Regions from separate parts of the Homo sapiens genome. Here region 2 is linked to region 1. The links are chromatin contacts, found by Hi-C in ENCODE. All regions are on one chromosome and are shown on one strand. Each heading gives the region's core, a stretch centred on a gene start or an enhancer-like site at or near the end of the contact. The rest is flanking DNA. Distances are from core to core; before and after follow the strand shown.

The links. Hi-C counts contacts between places; a loop is a spot of excess contacts on that map. Pooled maps may share reads with other maps.
Region 2: a loop to region 1 is called in a pooled map, with 8 times the contacts of the local background. The contact joins the enhancer-like site here to the promoter of METTL4 in region 1. A Hi-C loop is called at or near these places in 6 of 50 pooled maps.

Annotation. Positions count from the first base shown.
Region 1 is chr18:2,570,045-2,572,854 of GRCh38, forward strand. It overlaps METTL4 (methyltransferase 4, N6-adenosine), which reads right to left and starts at 1,461. Exons shown (of 9, transcript NM_022840.5): 1 at 1,105-1,461. It overlaps NDC80 (NDC80 kinetochore complex component), which reads left to right and starts at 1,513. Exons shown (of 17, transcript NM_006101.3): 1 at 1,513-1,639. RefSeq lists enhancers at 554-1,476, 1,359-1,518.
Region 2 is chr18:3,059,209-3,061,991 of GRCh38, forward strand. No RefSeq gene overlaps it. Among named protein-coding and RNA genes, the nearest start is that of LPIN2, 47 kb to the left of the region's middle. RefSeq lists enhancers at 1,443-1,737, 2,105-2,234. Within about 2 kb of position 1,528, at least 8 of the 41 ENCODE cell types and tissues checked have a DNase peak (open chromatin) inside an H3K27ac peak, as active enhancers do.

The DNA of each region.
Region 1 (2,810 bases), core at 211-2,710:
AGGCCACATGAAGACAACTGTAAGCACACATGATCCCTCTGAATTGTTTTCTTTTCCTGCAATTGTGCTTGCTCTTAAAAATTGAAGTTTTAAACAGGGCTCACATGTGATCATCCTTCCATCTATTGGAGTCTAGCTTGAAATGTGACAACCGGAACCAAAAGAACCTTGAATTTGGTGCCTACTTTGGTTTTGGTGCTGCTGCTTCTCAAGATCCTCAGCAGGGATTAAGAAGTTGGGGTGCACAGCAGGAATATCAGGAAATTGGCAGGCTTGACTTCCTGGCAAATTGCTAGCAGGACCACTAAATGCTGAACTGTACTGTGAATGTATACCGAAATACAAGCAATTATTTCTGTACTAAAGGTGTTTTTAATTTTGTATTTGTGTAAAACCACCTTTGGAAGCAGCAACTATCTAGTCAGAAAAGCAAATGATGTTTCCATTAATCTTTTCTGGGGAAAACATTAGTGCTAAGGATTTAACAATCTGTAGGTAAAGTTTAACCTAACAGTATTCCACAAGGAGACTTTTTATTATCAGACGGTTGCCTAATTTTCATATAATTTTTATATTAATATAATCCTTGGTTCCTCCCCATCCCCTTCATAGGCCACAGCTGAGGTGAAAAGGGTCCTGGAATGGCTAGTGAGAGCTAGAAATTCAGACGGGAAAATTGAAACTCAGAGCAGAAAGGCAAGCTGCCCAAAAATAACAACGCTAGTTAATGGCACAATTGCTACCAGACCCAAGTATCCAGACTTCCTGGAGCTGTGAGATCTTTCATCACCACCACTCTCCAGGTACCGGGCAGTGCCTGTTTCTGGATTCAAACTCACAGCAGCGAGGAAATCCTATTTTAGCAAAGTGATCTACTGTTACTGTTGTTAGTGCACCCCTCTCCTGCGTCTCTGCTTCACATCCACTCCCTCGCCGCCCGCCCCCAAACACTTGGATTCTTCCTAGCCTCTCACAGGTCAGCCACCACCAGAGGACCGTGAGCCTCCGGCAAGTGATCAAATACTGAGCCCGAATTTCGGCAGCCGTACCAACGCAATCCTGGGAGCCCATTCCACCCACTCCGCAGCCCCTCTCCCACCTCACCTCTTCCCTTGTCAGAAAAGCGGACGCCGCCTTCCCAGACTCTCCTCATGAAAACAGCACCCATCTAAATAGTGATCATGAAAAATGCCCCTTCCAGTCCACAGAGAAAAAGCTTTCTCCTTTTCTAAGAGTCCATGGGCGCCGCCATGTTGCTGTACGGAAAAACGTTTCCAGGGCGAGTTGAGCGTTCAGGGCACTCCTCGGCGCTCAAGCTGCCCACAGGTCTTCCGACCTAACTTTAGGGGTCGTGCCAGTCTTCGTAGAGACGGCCACACTGGCCCACAGACCCCAGTTCCTGGGGTGACGCAGCTGGGCGCGACCAGCACGCAGCCTTCCAGCGACGAGGCGGTCGCATGGAAGTTACTGCGCGCGTCGTGCGTAATGACGTCAGCGCCGGCGGAGAATTTCAAATTCGAACGGCTTTGGCGGGCCGAGGAAGGACCTGGTGTTTTGATGACCGCTGTCCTGTCTAGCAGATACTTGCACGGTTTACAGAAATTCGGTCCCTGGGTCGTGTCAGGAAACTGGAAAAAAGGTGACTGAATGACATCGGATTAACTTTGTTTCTGCAGAGCTGTTCTGGAGGAAGAAAGTGATGGCGCCAATGACTTAAATTTAGAGGTCCTGAGGCGATGTTTTGGTGTTTGTTTGCTGTTGGGAGAAGCCTCGAGGCCAAAACTGTGCGAGGCGCTGGTTTCACGGGATCTATTAAATTTCTAGTGGCAACGATTTCCCAAGGAGGAAAGGGGAGGGCCTGGGGGACACTGATGAGGAGTGGAGGCTCGGGAGAGGAAACGGGGAAGAATTGAAGGGGGCGGAAAGAGATGGACAAGAGAGGACTCGTTGGGTGGGTTGCGTCTGAATACTAGTGTAGCTTCTTATGGCCGTGTAGGACTGCGTGTAGAAGTCTTCATCTTAAATCATGAGAGCTACATTCTAAGTGGAGATTAAACGTGGACACACAGGTGTGAGTGGAAAAGTTGAATAGATGAACAAGCGCATATTGAAGAGGAAATAGGCGGCCAAAATCAAGAAGAGTCTAATCAGTGTAAAAGACTAAGGAGTACCCAGAGAAGTAAAAGGATTGTCACCTTCCTGAAAGCCAGGGCAGGACCTGAGAAGGCTGGGTGCAGAGATGAGACAGGATCAAAAGTTTTGTCAATCATGTGTATCCTAGGAGACAAATTTTTTAGCAGATGTGAAGGGAGTGACCTGTTAATGTGGTTTGTAAATGGAGGCAGCCTATAGACCATTTTATGGACCGGATGATTTATCCTTGTTGAAGGGGAGATTGATGCCAAAAGGGCAGTAATTGAGGAAACAATGGGTTAAGGACAGAGCAGGAGAGATTGACATTAGGAAAACAGAATAATTCCATTCTCTGAAACCAAAGAAAAGGAAACATTTTGAGGTGAATAAGAGAATTTGAGGTAATTTTTTTGTCTTCCTATTGAAATAGGCACAGCCAACAGCAGTAATGTGGTCTGGGTAACAGACAGGGCTTTAGCTACCACGGATACCCTTGTGAAGGCAAAAACCGTAACTTACTCGTCTTTGCATCTCCTGCATTGCCTAGCACACTCCCCTATATATATAGTGGGCAGTTAATAAATGTTTATGTTGAATATTTTTAAATGGAATTAAATAGATGTTCCTTGCAAATGAGAACTTCAGTGTACATGAACAAAAAAGAGATACCCCAGGGG
Region 2 (2,783 bases), core at 278-2,777, 490 kb after region 1:
ACCTTTATACAGGCCAATGAATACCTCCGGCAAAAGAAAATATCATGCTCTAAGGGTGTGTAATTTTCAAGGACTCATGCAAGCGGTCCATAGAAGAAGTGAATTGAATTAGAATTTATTTATTTATTTATTTTGCAGTGACTAGCCTAATCTCTACAAAAAGTACTTTAAAGGCTATAAAAGTAAATTCTTTCTGATTTTTTTTCCCTTTTCATTTTAAAGGGAGTTCCCAGAATTTGACTCTTGTTTTGAATGATGTCTTTGTAACAAACTTCCTGTGTTGACAAAGGACACGCTGAATTTCTGTTACTGTGGCTACCACAGAAATGAGAGCAGTTCCAATCGTCTCACTGAATTAAGGCCTTTATACAATTTCTTTCAAGTTTTCTAATTTTTATTATGTTTGTAGCTCTATAATATACAACCATAAAACAAGATAATATTACTATAACAATAATAAACAACTGTATCTCTATATATCTCTATATAATACACAAATAACACAGTAACAATACTTTACAACAATAACTCTACAGCATACCACTATAATAAACATTTGAAGTGACATGTGGGTTTTTTTTTTTTTAACTTCCCCTAGTCTTTGGACTTATTTTGCTTTAAATTATTTATCAACAAAGGTCTGAACACTTAATAACCTCTGCCTTATGGTGATACATTTCCTCATTATTTTAGTTTTGTATTATCAAAATAGAGTGAAAATGAGACAAATTGTCTCTGAACCTTAGCTATGCAGGAGATCAATCTGCTTCTACTTCATAAAAGTTGTTCAAATGTCACTGACAGGTTCTAGTAGAACCAGGGACATCAAAGTGTCTATTTAAAAGCTAAAGTGATTTTAGCATGACCATATTTTAAAATGCAAATGAATTTTTTCTATTACTCTAGCTAAAATGGCTTCTCATTATCATTATGTTTTTATATTTTTATGTTTTCTTTGAGAAGGAATCTCGCTCTGTTGCCCAGGCTGGAGTGCAGTGGCGCAATCTCAGCTCACTGCAACCTCTACCTCCTGGATTCAGATGATTCTCCTGCCTCAGCCTCCCAAGTAGCTGGGATTACAGGCGTGCACCACCACGCCCAGACGATTTTTGTATTTTTAGTAGAGATAAAGTTTCCCCATGTTAGCCAGGCTGGTCTCAAACTCCTGACCTCAGGTGATCCACCCACCTCGGCTTCCCAAAGTGCTGGGATTATAGGCGTGAGCCACGGTGCCTGGCCTATATTTTTACTTACAGCTTTTCTTTTTCTTTGCTGCCTTGTATTTAAAGGCAACAATCTTTTTTTACACAGCGTTAGAAATGCTCAACCACTTTTTGAAATGTTAACCACCATAATGCAGCCCAGATAAGAAACAAAATTAAGAGCCTCAAGAAATACAAAATTGAGAAACATTCCAACTAAAAACGTTTAAACAAAATAGTCTCATTCTTTATAGATACGAAGTTTATGTGTAGAAGCCAATACACATTTCCTGCCTCTTCCCCCTCACTTCCTGGCCGCCGGTGCTACAGAGCAACTGTCCTGCCACACTTGAGTGAGATGGAAAAAACCAATTCTTCACCCCAGTTCACTTCCATGACTTCCGGCAGTGTCTGTTCAGAGGTCAAAGCTGTTGGTGATTTTCCACTTGTGCTGGACATAAACCTGGCAAAAAGGCAGGAATTTTAGGGACAGAGGGCTTTCTACCATGGCAGGTCAGAAGGGCCTGGGGGAACAGGGCCTGACCCACACCAAGTAAATATTTGTTGAATGAATGAATGAATGGAAGAAATGGTATCTTATGGTTTGTCTTTTTTGGAGACAGAGTCTTGCTGTTGCCCTGCCTGGAGAGTGGTGGCACGATCATGGCTCTCTGCAGCCTCGAGCTCCTGGGCTCAAGCATCCACCCATCTCAGCCTCCCAAGTAGCTAGGACTACAGTCATGTGCCACCATGCTCAGCTAATTTATTTTTATTTTTTGTTTTTGGTAGAGACGGGGACTCTCTGTGTTGCCCAGGCTGGTCTCAAATTCCTGGCCTCCTGAAGTGCTGGGATTATAGGTGTGAGCCACCGTGCCCAGGCAATGCCCCGTGTTTTTAATAGAATGACGTAGAGGTAATTGTTTTTTCTTTCTGTTTTGAGATGAAAACAAGGAATTGGTTTCATTTTCATTATTTTTTCATCTGTACTTCAGTGCTGCTGAAACTTTCACCTGAGAGGAGGATTTCAGATTTCTCGATTCTGCCCCCGCAACGAGTTGCTTCTCTTCTTTCTCTGCACAGTCTTCACTTTCATGAAGCCAAATGCCTCCTTGCAATTCAGCTCCTGGTTTTGAGTGTGTAAGGAAGACACACGCTTCTCGTGAAATTCTGGAGAATGTCTCCGGACTGCGTGGGAAGCTTATGAACCAGAGGTGCCTGTACTGACAGAAGCCTGTGAGCAAAGAGGGTTCCGAGAACTGGTTAGCTCTTTCTAGCCGGGAATATTAAGCTGTAAAGAACAAGGAAATGGAGGGAGCATTCACATATGTACTGCAGTTGGCATGGGGGTCTCCTTGGAGAGGCTTCCTGTGGGCAACTATGGGTGCATTCAGTAGGGACATTTAGATAACTAAGATGAGCCCTGGAACAACCAAAATAGAGTCAATGTAATAAAACACTCTCTGATTCTGGGACACGTCCCCCTCGTCTCTGAAAGGAAACACTTGGCTTCAGTTTGGCTCAGCAATGTAACACCTTTTCTCCCGGCTTAGAACCAGCTCTTAGCAAGCAGAGTGGGTGGCT